2 separate regions of the Homo sapiens genome follow, and region 2 is linked to region 1. A link is a loop called in an ENCODE intact Hi-C map of the cell type or tissue named here. Cell type or tissue: transverse colon. All regions are shown on one strand. Each heading gives the region's core, and the rest is flanking DNA. Links, peaks and the distances in the headings are about the cores only.

Region 1 (10,047 bases), core at 3,031-8,030:
TGCCCTTAAAATGTTTTTGAAAAATTATTTACTCCTTACATATTTTAAAGTTGAGAACTAAAATATTTCATCATAAGGTTAACAAGTTGTATAAAAGCTGGATAATTTCTAGCAAACTTTGATGCTGTAAAATGAAAATGGTTTGATTAACTCTTTTAGCTTCAACTAGTGGAAATTAAATATCCTAGGGATTTGATATGTCAGTCCTTTTCCTGTTTCCATTCTACTTCCTGCACAGACTTTACTATAGTATATTTTAATGCTTGAAAGGTTTCTTATTGGTCACTGTCACACTTGCCTGAATCAAGATATTATAAAGTTAATATTTAAATTTTTAATATTTTCTGTGAGTTTGCTATTCTAGATGTTAAAAATTTCTTCTCTGTTACCATTACAACTATTATTTGTACTAATTTGCTGAAAACAACAAATGTATTATTTGTAGATAATTGTGAAACTAGACTATAATAAAACTTTATTGGAAGTGCATATCTTTTTTTTTTTTTTTTAATAGGCATGGGGTCTCACTATGTTGCCCAGGCTGGTCTTGAACACCTGGGTTCAAGTGATCCTCCCCCCCTTGGCCTCCTACAGTGCTGGGATTATAGGTGTGAGCCACCAACGCCAGGCTGTAATTGCATATCTTAAATGAGATGGATGGGGCTTTTCCCTCCCTTCCCATTAACTTCTAAATATGTTTTACTTTCCAAAAGAGACAGGGTTCAGCATCAATTTTATTTCTTTTCTTTGCTTTTAATCATAGCTGTAAGGACTGAAAAATTTTGTCCACATTAGTAGATGGGAATGGAAAGAGATTTATTATAGCAACATCACTCAATTCTTTCAAATTATTTGCCAAAAATTATGTGGTGATCTATCATCAAAAATATTTTTAATGCTCTACCAGCTGACAACTCCATCAGATCCTCATTCAATTTTGTTGAAAGCAAAGAATTGAAAACCGGTTGACTTACAAAAGGATTTGTAACCCAATCATTAGAATGTTTCACTTTCTCAACACTGAAACAGCTAGATTTTGAATCACTCCTTTGTTGGGAGACCTGTTTTTTTTTTTTTTTTTCTTTTTCCTGGGGCAATACACCACAACGAGATTCAGGATGAGTTAGAGGTGGGCGTTTCTTTTGTAAAAGGGGAAAAGGTAGTTGTGAAAGGGGAAGTGGCAGAGGACCCGCTGAAGCCTACCACACAACCGAAGGATCATCATCTTTAATGTTGTGTCTCTGCATGTCCTGAAGGAGGTGCTCAGGCCCCTTGAGGCCTTGGAAGGAGAACTCGCATGTCGCAGTCATGCTCTCAGACATAGCAGTTTTAGGAGTACCTAAAGAGGAGCTGATAATCTGGAAATTATTCCTTTAAACCATTCATGCCAAAGTCACTCTTAAAAATCTTGGCAGCAACTATCAAAGAAATAACAGATTCAGGTGAGAATCATCAACAAGGGCTAGAACTCTAATGAGGAATAAGATAATTACAGAGCCTCAAATTATCTCCCCACAAAATATTAGTGAATTACCCATTAAGTACTAAGTAAAAAATACTTAGAAATAAACTTTACATTGAAGAACACACACATACATATAGAAGAAGTATATATATATATATATCAGGAAATCCCCCAATCTGAGACAGAGATAAAACAGAAACAAAAAGACAGTCCATGGTGTCTGATATCCATCTCCAGTATTTTTCATTGAGTAAAACATTGATGACTCTTGTTCAGTGTAGCCAAGGGAATAATCTCTGTCCTGGTCAGGACTGGATTCTTCTTGCATATCTTCAACCATAATATGATCTGGTTTCTCTTGTATTCTGTGATGTGCATTTCCTGATTCATGGCCTTTACTGTAAAATATTTGTCTTTATCAATTGATTTCTGCTGCAGACTTTGCTTTGCTCCCATTGACTTGGAAAATGATGGATATAGTTGTACCATGCTGTAGTTCTGTTTTCAACTAGAGTCCTCTGTTTCTGTCCAGATTCCTTACCTAAATGTTTTCCCTATGGCAATGATTTGGAATTGTTACTGTTTAAATAAAAGAAGGCAAATTGGTTTTATATCACCAACTGATCAGTAACAGACCTCTTGGGGTCCTCTGCTAGGTAAGATTTTGATGCCCTTTCTGGGCTTAATGGGAAAGAGTGCCATGATTGTTTAGTGATGTTTGCTACAGCCTCTAGAAGAAAGACAATGATACATGCTTGGTGTGTGGAGTAAGCAGCCTCTGCAATGGTTCACAGTGATCTCCTTCCTAGTATTCATCTCCATGGGGGCGGGCCATAATGACTTGCTTGGAATAAAAAAATGTGGCAAAGGTGATGGAATGTCACTTCTGTGGTTAGGTTACAAAAGATTGTGACTTCCATCTTGCTGCAGATGTTCTTTCTGCTGGCTTTGATGAAGAAAGCTGCCATGCTGAAGAGGCTCATGTAACAAGGAACTGAGAGTGGCCTCCAGGCAACAGCCAGCAAAGAACTGAAGCTCTCCACCCAACAGCCCTTGAGGAATGGTATCCTGCCTTCAGGCGAGACTCTAGCACTTCATTGCACACAGCCATGTCAGAGACCAAAGACCCTAAGGTAGAGCTTCCAACAAAGTGCGCTGGATTTCTGTGGATTCCTGATGCACAGAAACTGTGCAAAAATAATTATGCATTGTTTTAAGCTGATAAGTTTTGGAGGTAATTTGTTAATGCAGCAGTGGGTAACTAATACGTCATGTATTTACCAATTTTAGTTTAATCACTTTATGTACTTTATTGTGTAGCCGAAAAATAGTAGGAGCAGCATCATACACATAGCAAGCAGCAAGAATATAGCTGAATTTAAAAGAAATAATCCACAAATTACCAAGATCAATCACAAGGATGCAAGACACGGCAATCAGAGGTTATTTAGTGGAGAGGCAAACCGTTTTGGAGAACTCAAACAACTTTGAATTCAACTGTTTTGCCATTCAGTTCAATGTAGCTCATAATAGTCTCTACTTCTCTTATCCTAGCACTTAGTTCAGTGGGATTCCTTGTTTAATTATCTCTCTTCTTCACCAGAACACAGGTTTAATAAGGACAGGGTCTCTGTCTCTTTCAATCACCATTATAGTGCTCATACCTGGCATAGTTCTTGGCACATATTAGCCTTCCACTAAGCATTTGTTGAATGAATAGACGTTAGTGTTTCAGTGAATGTCAATAAGTCACAAAATATTGCTATACATTTTAGAAAAATAAGCACAAGAAATAGTTATAATAAATATTTTCTTAGCGCTTACAGGAAGTAAGTCTTAGTATCTGGCCAGTTCACTCATTTAGGGCATCTAATTCCCTGACAATGCCAGTTAAATGGAACATTACTGTAATAGGTACCATTAATTATTCATTGCAAACACAGTGTGCAAGGTCAAATGAAATCTGATGGAAAATCTCACCATTGTGGAAAAATCACTTGCTGATTATTATCACAACTTTTACTGCTGCAGAATAGAGCTTATCTCCTTCCAGTGTGTTCTATGGGGACCATAGCCACTAAGTTCATCTCAAGGAAAGTAAGGCAATTTTATTTTATCTGATTGCACATTTCTCTGCTGCTAGGAATTTCTTTAATCTTGTAAATTATATACATAATATATATGCTTTATAAGATTACAGAAATTTAATCTTTATGTTATATATTACATATATTTTTTACAAGATTAAGGAAATTTTATGAGTAAGGAAATCTAATATATAATTTACATATTATATATATGTTAGGATTAAAGAAATTTAATAAATTTCCTTTATATATATAATTTATAAGATTAAGGAAGTTTATAAGATTAAGGACTTATATACATATGAACTATTATAAACAGAGAGAAGGAAATAAGTTATGGTAAGACAGAAGCAGAATAAATGAAAAACAGATTATTTGTGAAAGAGAAATAGAACGCCGGTGTCACCAAATTTTAGAGGTCTACCCCTGAACTGCCTAGAGTAAGCTAACCAACATAAAACCCAGAACCTACATCAAGGGGATGAGTTTAGCATTTGTTTGATGGCAAAATGGGAAATGGTGGTGACGTCTTTATTCAGTGAGAATGAGAAACGGTATTTAGGTTTCTCTTGTTGCTCTGTGTCGAGAAGGATTCTGAGGCCCAGTGGAGGATCATTATGATTGATTAAAGATGGCACCGAGTAATGGAGCAGATGTACTAATCAGTGCATTTGTGAGTCTTAGATTTCTCTGATATAATACAATTAGTTTCAGGGTAAATTGCGACTCAGTGAAATCCAATTACGATTTATTTTCCTTATTGCAATAATATGAACAGACCTGTTTCTAGATTCAAGGATTTTATTTTTTTAAACCTCTGCACTTCTAGCCTAGGCTTGGCTTATATTTACTTTCAACAGGTTATTTCAGCTTAGGGAAGGATTTCAGGCTCTGAAATGTTATCAAGTTTCCCAATAGTGAAAAACAAAGCTCATAAAAATGAATCATTTTTCAAAGGTGACAGAAACCACTGATGCCTCTGGCTTATGTGTTTGCATTTCACCATAAAGCAATAACTATATGTCCACTGGTGATTTGCTTTAATCTTAAGATAAATAAAACCTGTTGGAGCGGAAACTGAGAATAGGGTGGTCAAAGGGTAAACGGTATCGCTAGTACTTTGTTCTGACATTGCTCATGATTTCTTGGGGCGTTTAGCCATTCACTAACCTAAACTAGTGCACTAAGCCTTTTAAAAAATAAAAATGTATATTAAGAGACACAACTGATCTGGAAACACTTTACAAAATGAATATTAAACTTGTAACATGCAGATGACATTGCATAGAGATGGTGAGTATTTTTAGATATCCTCAGCCTTTTCAGGCTTTTTCAATCCATTTTCCTCACTCCTTTGTGAAACTTGAGCTGGCCTGACACCCTGAGAGTGCGGACCATAGGTTCCTTCCATTTGGCAACTCCACGGATGGCTTGGACTTCAGTTTCCTCCACAGTTCACACTAATTACACTGACTGGGCAGAGCCCCTGCTCCTTCCTTTCGAATGTAAGATGTGTAATAAATACCTTCTCCAAGGACCTGCCTTCTCTTTATCACTATGTACCAAGTCCTTCCACTCCTTCAACTGTCATTCCATAATTTACATCTTAATTTAATAAAAATGTATTGAGTGGCTGGTAACGCTAGGTAGGTGCTAAAGATAACAGTGGTAAAGATTGTAGATGAAGGAGGTAAAAATATAGAACATTTAAACAACATGATTAGCAAGAATAATCTAGTGGACATGTATATAACACTATTACTAATAACTGAAATAAACTTTTTTGTGCATACACACAATGTGCATAAAATTTGAACACATACTGGAGTATAAAGCAAGCGTCAAACAAATTTTAAGCATTTGGTACCACGCTGGCAAATGGTATGCTAGTAAACTACCTCTGTGGGAAAGAGAAATAAAAAAGCCTTGATTTGCAGCGATTCCCTATTCATGGTATTAATGGTATTACCATTAATGTAATACTTAATTACCATTAAGTATTCATGGTATTAATACTTCCACCACAGCTGATTTCAAGCTACCAATGGCTTAACGATGGGTTTGCAAAATTCCTGAATCTTTAACAATCATATATTGTGAGTCAACATGAATTGGTTGTAGTACTTTCTGACTATAAAAATAAGGCTAGCCATGAATTTAAAAAGTTTAACTGGCCCTCCCCCTCATTTGTTTGGATATTAAAAGCATACTTCTCTAGCTCATATGTCAAATAAACTATAATGGGTTTTCAAACTGAATGATAGTGAACACACTGTATAGGAAAACTCATGGGATGCAACAAAAATATTCTTCAAGGAAATTTTTTTTTTTTTTTAAGGCAGAATTTCACTCTTTGTCACCCAGGCTGGAGTACAATAGTGTAATCTCGGCTCACTGCAACCTCCACTTCCCGGGTTCAGGCGATTCTCCTGCCTCAGCCTCCTCAGTAGCTGGGATTACAGGTGTGCACCACCACGCCCAGCTAATTTTTGTATTTTTAGTAGAGATGGGGTTTCACTATGTTGGACAAGCTGGTCTCGAACTCCCGACCTCAGGTGATCCACCTGCCTTGGCCTCCTAAAGTGTTAGGATTACAGGTGTTAGCCACTGCGCCTGGCCTACTTCAAGGGAAATTTGCATCCTTAAATGATTACATTTAAAAATAGAAAAAGTAGAAAACAAATTAACTAAGATTCAACTGAAATAAAATAACACAAATAAATAATAGGCTAAAAAAGCTGAAGAAAATAAAACGAGGGACATAATAATGGAAAGGGCAGACTTCAACGAAAGATAACACAATGCATAATAGAGACCCTCCCCATCAACAGATAGTAGTTGGTTTACTAAAGTGATATAATTAAACTTCCTATAAGGTCGATCAAGTAAAAAGAAAACCCAAGCAAAATAATTAGAAAGGGGCATTATAGATGCATCAGAAATTAAAAAATACAAGATAAGATTAGTATGAATGATTTTATGCCAATAACTTTAAATAATTCAGATGAAATAGATACATTTTTGGACAAGTACAAGTTACCCAAAGTGATTCAAGAATCAGAAAATATAGATGGTCCTATGCGTTAGCTATCTATTGCCGTTTAACTACCAACCTGCCAGTCGATGACTTAAAATGACAAATATTTATTATTGCTCAGAAATCCACAGGTCAGTTGGATTGTTTCTCTGTCTCAGTGAGGCTGACTAGCAGACTGCAGATTAGGTAGGTGGCTCTGCGGATCGAAGTTGGGCTCACTCTCAAATATGCTTCAAGGAAAGTTGGCTATAGGACAGCAGTAAAGTGTGGCCTCAGTTGAGACAAACTGCTTGACCACTAGATGGTCTTTCATCCTCCAACAGGCTAGGTAGGGCTTGTTCTTGCTGGTGGCAGGGTTCTAACATAATGAGCAGAAGCACAAAAGGCCTCTTGTGAAACAGGGACAGTGGAAGAACTGCATTCTATTGGCTAAGAAATTCACAAGGCTAGTCCAGATTCAAAAAAATGAGGAAATAGATACTTTCTCTTTAGTGAGAGGGCATGGATATAGAGAAGAATGGAGAACTGCAACCATTCTTGTAATCTACCACATCCTAAAATAATCAAAGATGTTGATTCAGCAGTTAGAAAGTCTTCTCACCAAGAAAACACCAGGCCAGATGCTTCTTACTGGCAAGTTCTACCAAATGTTCAAGGAACAGACAAATCCAATCATATGAAATATCTTCAAAAATAGAAAAAGGACCATGTCATAATTCATTTTTATGAGGCTATTAAAGCCCAGACACCAAAACTAGACAAGAACAGTGTAAAAGAAGAAAATAATGGCCCAAATGTATTAAAGATAATAAACACAGAATTCAAAGCACAAATTAAAGAAACTAAATCTGTCAAAGTATAAAGAAAGAGGATGCACAATAGCCAAGAGTTTATTTTAGGAAAGCAAGGTTGGTTCAACCTTGGACAAATCTATTAATTGGCTATATTAATAAAATATAGGAAATAAACTCCACTAGATTAAAAAAAGGACTAAATAAAATTCAGCAAACATTTATGATTAAAAAATATGGTAAATATTAAGAATAGGCTTGAGGCTAGTCGTCTGAGACCAGCCTGAGCAACACTGAGACTCTGCCTCTAAAAAAAATATAAACATTTATTTTAAATTAGGAAAAAAAGAACAGAAAGGAAACTTCTTAATACAAACCAAAACAGTATCTACCAAAACCTATAACCAAACATCAGTCTTCATGTTGAAATGTTAAAAGCATTTATTTTAAAACCAGAATAAAAAACTGACAGTTATTTTATTAAACATTGTTTTGGAGGTCCTAGCTTATGCAATAAAATAAGAAAAGTAAATAAACATATAAATATTAGAAAGGAAGAAACCAAACTCTCATTATCTACAGATGATATTATATGTCTATGCAGAAAGCAAACTTACAAAAAACCCATAATTAGATATAAGAATTTAGCAAGTTTGTGGAATATTATATCTATATACAGTTAATTTACATTTCTCTACAATAGCAATAAACAAAAAATGTAAGCAAAGTCCTGATTATCATAGCAAGGTATCTTCTAACTATCTACATATTTTAGCAACAAACATAATTAAATATATATAAGATCTGATGGAGAAAATTATAAATTGAAAGCATTAAAAGCATTGAATGAGGTGGTGGTGGTGGGGAGTTAAGAAATGTTGATCTAAGGGTGCAAACTTTCAGTCTTAAGATGAATGAATTCTGTGATCTAATGTCCAGCAGGATGACTATAGTTAATAATACTGTATTGCTTACTTGAAATTTGCTAAGAGTAGATCTTAAGTGTCTACACACACACACACACACGATAACTAAGTGTGATGATGGATATGTTAATTAATTTGATCATCATTCCACAATGTATACATATATCAAATCATCACATTGTATATACACCTTGCACGTACAATTCTTATTTGTCAATAAAGCTGTCGGGAAAATGCATGAGACAACCTAAATAAATACAGAGTTAGTTCCTATTTATGCATACACTCAATATTTTAAAGATGGTAATTCTTCCTAAATTAATATGTAGATACAAAGTAATTCCAATGAAAATGTCCAAGCAGGTTTATTTTTATGTTTTATTTATTTTTAGTGGAATTTGACAGGCTGTTTCAGAAACTTACCTAGAATAGCAAAGGCCAAGAATTAGCAAGACATTACTTAAGAAACAAATTAGTGAAGGGGACTTGCCACAACACATATCAAGACTATATGAAATAAGGCCAGGCACGGTGGCTCACATCTGTAATCCCAGCATTTTGGGAGGCCAAGGCGTTTGAGGCCAGGAGTTTGAGACCAGCCTGGCCACCATGGCAAAGCCCTGTCTCTACTAAAAATACAAAAATTAGCTGGGAATGGTGGCACACACCTGTAATCCCAGCTACTTGGGAGGCTGAGGCACGAGAATCACTTGAACCTGGGAGGCAGAGGTTGCAGTGAGCTGAGACTGTGCCACTGCACTCCAGCCTGGGCAACAGACTAAGAATCTGTTTCAAAAAAACAAAACAAACAAACACTATGAAATAAGACAGTGTATTATTGAACCAGGGATTGGCCAGCAGACCACAGAAATGTACCAGACAGCATCCATGTGGGGCCAATGGCAGAGAAATGGGCTATTTAGTAATTGATGTTAGGACATTTATTCATATGGAAAGAGAAAGAAATTGCATGCCTACCTCACAACTTGCATCAAAGTCAATTCCAGATGCACTGGGGACTTAAATGTGAAGGGCAAAACTTTAATAATTTTAGGAAGAAGTAAAAAAAGTGTATCTCCACGACCCATGGAGGTAGGGAATGATTTCTTAAGCAAGAAACAAAAAGCACAAAATATACAGAAAAAGATTGCTCAATCTGACTCATTAAAATCAGAATTGTGCTCATTTTAATGAGCAACAAGGAGGTGAAAAGCCAAGCCGAAAAGCTGGAAGAAGATATTTGCAATACCCAGAACCAAGAAGGGGTTAATATGCAAAATATAGAACGCAAACCCAGGAGAACTTATGTTGATAAGTTAATCACAGAAGCCCTCTTTGAGGAGTGACATGGAAGCAGAGATCACAAGAATGAGATGGAAAAGAAGGGAGGAAGAGCACTCCAGTTGGAGAAAAAATTAAATTCAAAGGCTTGAGGTGGAGACCAGAGATCAGAGACTAGCGTGACTGGAAGACAGAAAGTGAGGGAGAGGAAGGACATGGGCTTGGAGAGGTAGACAAAGGCCACAGCCAGCAGGATGGTACAATGAGAAGCCAATAAAGGGTGTAATGGAGCACACCTGGCTGCTATGTAAAGCATGGACGAGGGGCTGAGGTTACAAACAGGGAGACCGTGGAACCTCTAGAATCGAGTACAGGAGCTTTCACAGAATCTCAGAGCGGCAGATGCAGAGTCTTCATTAAGGGCATGAACTCTGGAGCTAGATTGCCTGGATTCCTATCC
Region 2 (10,047 bases), core at 3,363-8,362, 73 kb before region 1:
CCTCTTTCCGCAGGTCTGAATAATCACAGAAGTGCTACAGTATTGATTTTGGGGGTTACAAACATGTATATATACACATACATATGTACATACACACACATATGTACATATATACACACACACACATATATCTTGTTTGTTGGTGCAAAAAATTGGTTCTCTGTTCACTACACGTATGTGAAAGGAAGTATTCTCTCTACCAGGCCTTCCTATAAGACCCTCAAGCTGGGAGTAGGTAAAGTTTTTTAGTAAGTGAATGGCTTTGAGGCTGTGGAAGATAAAAAGATGGATCAACTGCCTAAGATATGGGGTCCTTAGAGAGTGGCAAATAGAAATCCCCACCCTGCCCATTTCTCAGGCACATCTAACGCTCCCCAGTCACAGAGCTACGTACTAGATGTGTAAACTTGGGCCAAGCAGGTAACTGCTTTGTACCTCAGTTTCCTCAAGTATAAAATGGGATAAATTTTAGAACATACTGTCATGGGGCCAGCATTGCATGGGCGATAAGAATAATTTATTTACCAAGACAGTCGCAGTTAAAGAAAGGCAGATTAGAGAAAGTATGAAAATATGTTGCAAGGAAGCAATGGGCAGGTCAGCAAAAGAAGAGCCGACTGCAAAGAGACAAAGGCTTGCTAGGGCTTTTATAGGATGTTGTGCTATGTGCTGAAGAGGGCTCTGTGCAGTACTGATAATGCCAAGGTTGCAGTGAGCTAACTTGCATTTTTCTTTCAGCCAAGGGTCTGGTGATAGCTGGGCTCAGGAAGATTGTGAGTCATTTGTGCAGGAGGGGCTATGTGTCTTGGACCATGAAGAAAGATAGACTTATAGTTTATCTGCTTTCTCTTTTTGCTTTCCCTCGTTTCTGGCAGTCCAACTCCCTGTCCCTAATTAGGACTCCACACGTATCTCTTTGAGTTGCTGTGAGGATTAAATGAGATAATGCTTGTAACAATGAAAAAGCACAAGTCTTTTCTTGGTACGACCAGACCTTAGATAACTCCTGACGAGATGCAATATGTGAAACATACAACCCAAGTATGACATATTATTGTCAAAAACAGTGAAGCCTAATCAAGCCTCCGGAGCCAACCAGGAGGGAGAGTTAACTAGTCAAACAGTTTCATGCTTTGCAAACAATCAGATAAATTCAGGAGGTAAGACAGCTGACTTTGTGTGTGTATGCGTGTGTGTGTGGGGGTGTGTGTGTGTGTGTGTGTGTGTGGCAACAAGTTAATAGCATGAAAAAAAGAAAGGGAAGGGGGAACTTTCATGAGATGAAAGAGAAATAATCATCAAGTGCAATATGTGCACAATTAAGTTGTACAAAGACACCTTTGGGACAGTTGGGGACATTTGAATATAACTGGCTAGCTGGTATTAAATAATTAAAATAATTACCTCTATTGTTAATAGAGGTAATAGAGAATGGTACTGCAGTTTTATAGGAAAATGTCCTTATACTTTAGAGGTTTATACAGAAGTGTTAAAGGGTAAATGACATGTTGCCAGGGATTTAAAAAAAATATTATGGGAAGGGAAAGAAAAAAAAGGGAAAGATTAGGAAAAAACACTGCTAATTAGTTGCTTGACTAAAGTTAGTAGTAAATTATTTCTTTTTCTTTGTTTTTGTTTTTGTTTTTGTTTTTGTTTTTTTCTGAGATGGGGTCTGGCTCTGTCGCCTAGACTGGGATGCAGTAATGTGATCATAGCCCACTGCAGCCTCAAACTCCTGGGCTTAAGTGATACTCCTGCCTCAGCCTCCTGAATAGCTGGAACTATAGATGCACGCCATCATGCCTGGCTAATTTTTAAAATTTTTGGTAGAGATGGGGGTCTCACTATGTTGCCCAGGCTGGTAATGAACTCCTGACATTGAGTGAAGCTCCCATCTCAGGCTCCCAAAAGTGCTGTGATTACAGGTGTGAGACATTGCACCCAGTCAACAGTAAATTCTTTTGAAGTGGTTAGAAGTCTGCTGCCTACAGTACTTTTGGAGTTATGGAAGGGTTTAGCTCAATTCTATGTAGTTGTTATTACTTAAAGAGTGAACTTTTGGCAGGGCGCAGTGGCTCACGCCTGTAATCTCAGCACTTTGGGAGGCCGAGGCAGGCGGATCACGAGGTCAAGAGTTCGAGACCAGCCTGACCAACTTGGTGAAACCCCGTCTCTGCTAAAAATACAAAAATTAGCCGGGCGTGCTGGCGTGCGCCTGTAATCCCAGCTACTCAGGAGGCTGAGGCAGAAGAATCACTTGAACCCGGGAAGCAGAGGTTGCACCGAGCTGAGATCGCGCCTCTGCACTCCAGCCTGGGCGACAGAGTGAGACTTCATCTCAAAAAAAAAAAAAAAAAAAAAAAAAAGAGAGTGAACTTTTAGTTGCAGTGAGAGAGAAGAGAGAAACATAAGAAATGGTTGCTAAGTAATAGCTTAGTCAGCAGAGGTCTGGAATCTCTGGGGTCTCTGAGATCTTTCATGTGATTCATGAGTTCCAAAACTGTTTTTATAAGAATGCTAAGGAGCTGAAGCTGAGACCTAAAAGCTAAGCAGGAGTGCTCTGGGCAGAGGGAATGGTACGTGCAAAGGCTCTACAGAGCACTCTGCATATGGAAGTCTGACTCAAAGTGCTTCTGTGTAATTGGAATGTACAGTTCACAGCACATACATAGCTGATGGAGCGGTTTGTGGGAGGATTCCTTTGCCTTACATTTGTTCATTGGCATGGGACTGAAGCCTTGGCATTGAGTGCCACACTTCTTGCAGTGAGGTAGGAACCTGTCAAAGCTTGGAAGGCCATCTTAAAGGTATCCAATTCTGAACATTTTCTCTCTTGTTTTCTGTATACTTAAGAATACTACCTTTGGCCAGGTGCGGTGACTCACACCTGTAATCCCAGCACTTTGGGAGGCTGAGGCAGGCAGATCACGAGGTCAGGAGACCGAGGCCATCCTGACGAACACAGTGAAACCCCGTCTCTACTAAAAATACAAAAAATTAGCCAGGAGTGGTGGAGGGCGCCTGTAGTCCTAGCTACTCGGGAGGCTGAGGCAGGAGAATGGATTGAACCCGGGAAGTGGAGCTTGCAGTGAGCCGAGACTGCGCCACTGCACTCCAGCCTGGGCAACAGAGCGAGACTCCTTCTCGAAAAAAAAAAATGCTACTCTTAAAGATACCCAGGTTTGGCAAAGTAATTGTAATCACCCCAGTCCATCCTATAGGGCACTTGTGAGTTTATAAAGCTCTTCCTTATGGGCATTTCTGCATTTGGATTTTGAGCCAATAGGGTAGACACAGTGGGCATTATTATCCCCAATTTACAGAGTGGGAAAATAAGGCTCTAAAACATCAAGTTTCTTGACCTGTGTTACCCAGTTAATGAGTAGCCAAGCCAGGACTTGAAGCTTGGTCTTTAGCCACCAAATCATTAATAAACTAATCAATTCATTAAAATGCTCATTGATTCCATATGATTCCGTCATAGGTGATGGCTGAGGATGCAAGATGAATGAGACAAGTCCTTACTCTCACATACTTGTCCCCTGTGTTTCTCCACATGTCTCTCCAGTCCCCTGTGTCTCTCCAGTGTCTATTCTTCCTGATGCTCTCCCTTCCCCCAACCCCCGACAGGCCCCAGTGTGTTGCTTCCCTCCCTGTCTCCATGTGTTCTCATCATTCAGATCCCACTTACAAGTGAGAACATGTGGTGTTTGGTTTTCTGTTCCTGTGTTAGTTTGCTGAAAATAATGGCTTCCAGCTCCATCCATGTCCCTGCAAAGGACATGATCTCATTCCTTTAAATGGCTGCATAGTATTCTATGGTGTATATTTACCACATTTTCTTAGTCCATTATGTTATTGATGAACATTTGGGTTAATTTCATCTCTTTGCTATTGTGAATAGTGCTGTAACGAACATACGCATGCATGTATCTTTATATTAGAATGATACATATTCCTTTGGGTATATGCCCAATAATGGGATTGCTCGGTCACATGGTATTTCTGTCTCTTGGTATTTGAGGAATTGCCACAATGTCTTCCACATGGTTGAACTAATGTACACTTCCACCAACAGTATAAAAGCCTTCCTTTTTCTCTGCAACCTCGCCAGCATCTGTTGTTTCCTGACTTTTTAATAATTGCCATTCTGACTGTGAGATGGTATCTCATTGTGGTTTTGATTTGCATTTCTCTAATGATCAGTGATGCTCAGCTTTTTTTCATGTTTGTTGGCTGCGTGAATGCCTTCTTCTGAGCAGTGTCCATTCGTGTCCTTTGCCCACTCTTTTTTTTTCTTCTTGTAAATTTGTTTAAGTTCTTTGTAAACTCTGGATACTAGACCTTTGTCAGATGGATAGATTGCAAATATTTTCTCCCATTCTGTAGGCTGCCTATTCACTCTGATGATAGTTTCTTTTGCTGAGCAGAAGCTCTTTAGTTTAATTAGATTCCATTTATCAATATTTGCTTTTGTCGCTATTGCTTTTGGCATTTTTGTCTTGAAATCTTTGCCTGTGCCTATGTTCTGAATGTTATTGCCTAGATTTTCTTCTAGGGTTTTTATAGTTTTGACGTTTACGTTTAAGTTCTTACTTTCTAAGGCAGAAGTGGCAACATGGTAACCTATAGGCCAAATCTGGCCCTCAGGTTAAATCAGGCTCACGGACACAGTATTGGGGCCTTCCCCTTGCTGGTTATTCTCTGTGTTTTAAATTTGAATTAATCACCAATGTTTCCCTTGAGGGAGAGTTGTACATAGGGATCTGGATTCTGACCTCTCTTAAACAATGGAAAGATCTGGCAATACGAGTACTGACTCAAGTGCACTCCAGTTTGCCACAGTCCCCATGGTCTTCTCTTGTCCCTGGGATAGTGCATTAATTCACAGCATCTGCCTGGTCTGGGCCAGGCCTAAAGGATCAAAGACTGCTTCTTTAGTGCTACATCCATGGCCCTCCATGATTTGGCCTCAACTTGCCTCTTTTGCTTCATCTCCATCCCATTTGGAACTTTATGCTCTGGTAATAAGGAGATGATTGTAGTTCCCAGAATAGAGTATGTCTGTGGTTCCTTTAAATGACCTGTACCTTTTTCTCAGTTCTACTGAACCATATGTTCCTTCAAGACCCAGATTAGATATCATCTTCTCCAGGAGGCCTTCCCTGACCCTTGAGGATCTCTTTGTGTTCCCCTAGTTTCTTGTGCCCTCTCTAACTATGATACTGAAATGATCTGCTTATCCAGTAGCCCCCCCATTGGGAACTTCTCTCACCTGCCTACATTCACTTTTGTAGCCCAGCACCTAGTGCAGTGTCAGGCATACCTAGGGGCAGGTGTCATAAGAACTCAGACTCCAAATGCTTCCATTAGAGAAGGCCTGGGAATCCAGAGAGGGGAATTTTATTGGAGACCAAATCCCTTTCTGCAGCCTTTTGCCTTCTTTTCTCTATGTGTCCGTTCCAGGAGCCCCTGTGCATGAAAAAAAATTTACTAATTTGGTTTTACTGGGCACATTGGGCTTTAGATAGGAGATAGTTTAAATAATCAAGTCTTTCTGGCTTCTTGCCTTTGCACGCCTGGATGAGCCAGAAGTGAAAATGTAGGTGAGTCACTGAGTTGCCTCTCGGCCCCACTGCAGTGCAAGGCTTAGGAGACCCCTCCTCAAGAATGGTGCTCCTGGCAATTTGGGAGAGGGAACTGATTCTGAGAAGCCAGCCTAGGCTAGGATGGCTTAATCACTATAATTACTCATTGCAGCTATTAATAATCGCTAGTTATTTAGATATGAAGTAATTAATTCACCACTATTAAATAGAGGTACTTAGTGAGGAATTAAATACTTTGCCTAAAGCTATCCTTAGAAGAAAGGCAGGGAGGCCAGGTAGTATGGTGGCTTCTGCCTGTAACCTCAGCACTTTGGGAGGCCAAGGCAGGAAGATTTCTTGAGGCCAGGAGTTCAAGACCAGCCCAGGCAATATAGTGAGACACTGCCTCTACCAAATAATAATAATAATAATAATAATAATAATGGGGAACATGGTAATCTAATTTAGAGCCTGCTCTATTCCAAACCAACTCCAGGAAACTCACCTCGATGACAGGATCTGGTTGAGGATGTTATTCCTTACATTGCAGAATGTCCTCCTGCTCCTCTGTATCAGGAAAAGCCATGTTGTTCCTGGACAGTGTGAGTTAGATAGCCTGTCCTGATTCCCTTTCTGTGTTAATTGCTGGAAAGCTCAGAGTCAAATTTGTGACTTGCTTATTTAGGTTTGTATGGTGTTCACTTTTGGAATAAGCCTCATTCTTAGCTTTCTACTTGTATTTTTCTTTCTTTTGGCCTACCTACTTAAAAAAAATAAACGTCCCTACCCTGCCTTTACTAAAGAATGATACTTTGTGCAAACGAAATCTTTAAAAATGTATAGAACACAGAAAAGCAAACACAAAATGAGTAAAAATCACCTAGTCATACCCAGAGAGAACACCATTTATATTTTGGTATATTTTCTCCCTACCCCCACCTAACCCACAGTCTATACATATATTTTAGGTTGGTGCAAAGGTAATTGCGGTTATCGCCATACTTTTTTTTTTTCTTATGAGACAGAGTCTTGCTCTGTCACCCAGACTGGAGTGCACTAGTGTCATCTTGGCCCACTGAAAACTCTGCCCCCCAGATTCAAGTGATTCTCCTGCCTCAGCCTCCTAAGTAGCTGGAATTACAGTTGTGCACCACCATGCCTGGCTAATTTTTGTATTTTTAGTAGAGACGGGGTTTCACCAAGTTGGCAGGGCTGGTCTGAACCCCTGACCTCAAGTGATCCACCTGCCTCGGCCTCCCAAAATGCTGGGATTACAGGCGTGAGCCACTGTGCCTTGCCTATTATTGCCATTACTTTTAGTGGCAAAAACCACAATTACCTTTGCACCAACCTAATACAAAATGAGATTATATCATATATAGTGTTTTATAACTGTCCTTCCCTTCACCCCACTTACTACACCATGCACATCTTTCTATGTGATTAGGTGTCTTCTGTCTTGTAGATGTTCCATAATATATTCAATCAATATAAGATTGTTGAATGTTAGGCTGTTTCTAAATGTTTCCTTTTATAAAACAACCAAAAAAATGTAATAAACACTCGTATCAAAATCTTCATGCATAGATTGATCTTTTGGTGACAATTCTTAGACGTTTTCATTGCCTTTTAACTTATGTTGCTTCATTTAATGTATCCTGTCAAGCACCCTTAAATACTTTCTGGAACAAGCTGAGATAGGACTAATCTGTTGCTCAGCATCACCACCCATCAATTACCTGGGAAAAATTTTCTCGGAAGACTCAAGATACAAAGAATGATAAGAGGTGATCTCTGTGTCCTCCCGGGGTTTAAATTCGACTAGGCGAAAACAGATGACCTATAAAAATGTGCACTAAGTGACCAAATACAAGGTTAGAGAAAAGTTTATATATAAGGTGGCATCTGAAAGCTGCCAGAGGCAACAATTCATAAGGACAGGTTGGTACATTCAGCAAATATTTACCGTACCAAGTGTTTTGTGCACCCCGTGCTGAGGATACAATGGAGATTAAGACCCAGTCTTTGTCCCTAAGGAGCTCAAGGTCCATAGGGGGTGAATGAGTGAAGGGGAGGGTCTCAGAGTACTTACACAGATTATTGCAAAACAACCTGGCAAGTGTTCTTAGAGACACACAGGATTTTCTGGAAGCTTGAAGTCTGGAAGAGGGGGGCCAAAAAAGGCTTCCTGGAGTTGAGCCTAAAGGATGAAGAGAAAGCCAAACAAAAGAGCAAAAAGACCTTTTGCAGAGAGCAGTAGACAAACTTTTTGACTTTGCCCCACAGTGAGAAATTCATTTTAAATCTTGATCTAGTATAGGTACATTTTTGTACATAAGTGAAACAAAAGTTTCATGAATTGATTGTCTAATACGTGCAAAATAATTTTACTTTCTATTTTAATTCATTAAAAAATAGTATGGTCGCAATCTACTAAATTGTTTTGATGACCCATTCATGAGTACTTACGTGCTGATTGAACATTATAAGCCTAAACTGAGGATGGGTTTAGTGCTTGACAAAGCGAGAGTTAAATCCAAGTAGTGGCTAAAAGTCTCTGGAGTAGAACAGCCAGGTCAGGAAAAGGTCCTTGAAAAGCCCCTCTTACTTGCAAAATGAAGCATAAACATGCTCCAATTGTCATAATAAAAAGAATGAAGAACACCTTTTTGTTCTTTTGAGTGGTTTACCAAAAGCTCCCTCACCCTTTGTTATGTAGAGCTGGTACCTGGGGAGAGCTGGTACCTCTGTTTGTGGAAATTGCCTCAAATCTCTTTCCCCCAACATTCTGAGTCTTTCAGAATGGCGAGACAGGGTGACGAAGTACCTAAGATAAAATTACCCTGAGGACAGCCTTACTAACGATTAGGTTCAACTCAAAGGGCTGAGAATTCACAAGGGTGGGCTGGTTTGGGCGCAGTGTGCGTATGATGGTCTGAACTTCCAGGTTCAGATGTGCTTTGGTAAGAAATGGCTGAGTACGTGCTTACCAAAGCACAGTGGATGAGAAATGTGCTTACCAAAGCACAGTGGATGTGCTTTGGTAAGAAATGGCTGAGTATGAGAGTGTAAACGGGGAAAAAAAGCTGTAACGCTAAAGGCCATAATGAGACTTCAATGAGCTTCAGCTGGTGCCCGGATCAGTGAGGACAACTCAGTAACCAACGCTCCATCCACAAGCAGTGGTGCGGAGCCAGTCTTCAGCAGCGCCCCCGGTGTTAGTGGGAAGCAATAGCAGTAGTAACTGATGAGCGCAGTTTCTCTGGCCTGGGGAAGAGGTGTGGTAAAATCCTTATGGACTCAGTAAGACTCTAGGAGGGTTCTTGGTCAGTTTTGTGTGTGGGGAGAGGTCTTAAAGGAATGATACAGAACATCCTGCCATTAAAGCACAGACTAGTTTAAAACGTGTAATCAGATTTGAAGTCTGAGTTTGTAGAGCAGGTATGTATGCCAGCACCATGTGGAATTTAGCCTAGGTTCATCGAATGGAGCCCATATTCTTAAGCATGCCACCAGTGGTTTTTCAAGTGTGGTTTCCTGACCAGAAGCATCAGCATCTCCCAGGAACTTGTTAGAAACGCACATTCTCAGACTTCCTTCAAGACCTGCTGAATCAGAAACTCTGAGAGTGGGGCCCTGCAAGCTGGTTTCACAAGCCCCCCAGATGAGGAAACTGAGGCTTGGAGAAGGTCCCACAGCTAGCCAGCAATAACCTGGATTCAAATTCAGGCACCAGCTCCCAGGGCCCATGCTCTAAACCACTAGCACAGCGTTTCTCAAACTTTTTTGGACTAAGCCTCAGAGTTGGAAATGCAAATTATTCTTATTTTAATTTTAATTTTTAGTTCTGGGGTACATGTGCAGGATGTGCAGGTTTGTTACATAGGCAAACGTGTGCCATGGTGGTTTGCTGCACCAATCAACCCATCACCTGGGTATTAAGCCTGGCATGCATTAGCTGGAAATGTAAATTATCTCATGGCCCAGGACACACATATAAAAGTGTTAGGAAACAATATACATTTTTTTTCCTATTCTATTTTCTTCTATGCTCTTCTATTTCAGCTAAAAAAAGTTTTTAGCTATGGCTCACCAAATTGGTTTCACATCCCACTAATGACTGGGTTATAACCCATAGTTTGAAAACCCCTGCATGAGAACATACTATTTTACACCAAAAAAGCCAACCAGTGTGAAATAGCAAGAATGTAAGACATGGGAGATGTCATTTAAGTATGTTATTGTTAGGTACAGGTGACAAGTATTACGGTCAAACATTTGAGAGAGAGAAAAAGAGATATTGAAATAGGGGAGGTAAGAGAACTGAGGCTTCCATGGAGAGGCAGGATACAGAGTTCTAAGCCTTGAGAATGAAATAGAATTCAGAGGGAAAAAATCAGGGAAGGACACTCTAACAATCCCTAGGCCTTAAGGGATTAAAGTGGGAACTACTAAATGT

The links. Peaks named below come from ENCODE experiments on the same cell type or tissue, not always from the same donor. Only the 100,000 strongest peaks of a DNase experiment are listed, where the experiment ranks them.
Region 2: it touches region 1 in a loop (17-fold over the local background); 1 of 110 quality-filtered maps calls a loop at or near these places.

Annotation. Positions count from the first base shown.
Region 1 is chr3:66,637,698-66,647,744 of GRCh38, forward strand. No RefSeq gene overlaps it. Among named protein-coding and RNA genes, the nearest start is that of LRIG1, 140 kb to the left of the region's middle. In transverse colon, for the core only: no CTCF peak of the experiment used is centred there; no DNase peak of the experiment used is centred there; H3K27ac peaks cover 266 bases.
Region 2 is chr3:66,564,745-66,574,791 of GRCh38, forward strand. LOC105377141 (a long non-coding RNA gene) reads left to right here and starts at 2,501. Exons shown (of 3, transcript XR_940934.2): 1 at 2,501-2,576. RefSeq lists enhancers at 7,293-8,207, 8,208-9,121. In transverse colon, for the core only: no CTCF peak of the experiment used is centred there; no DNase peak of the experiment used is centred there.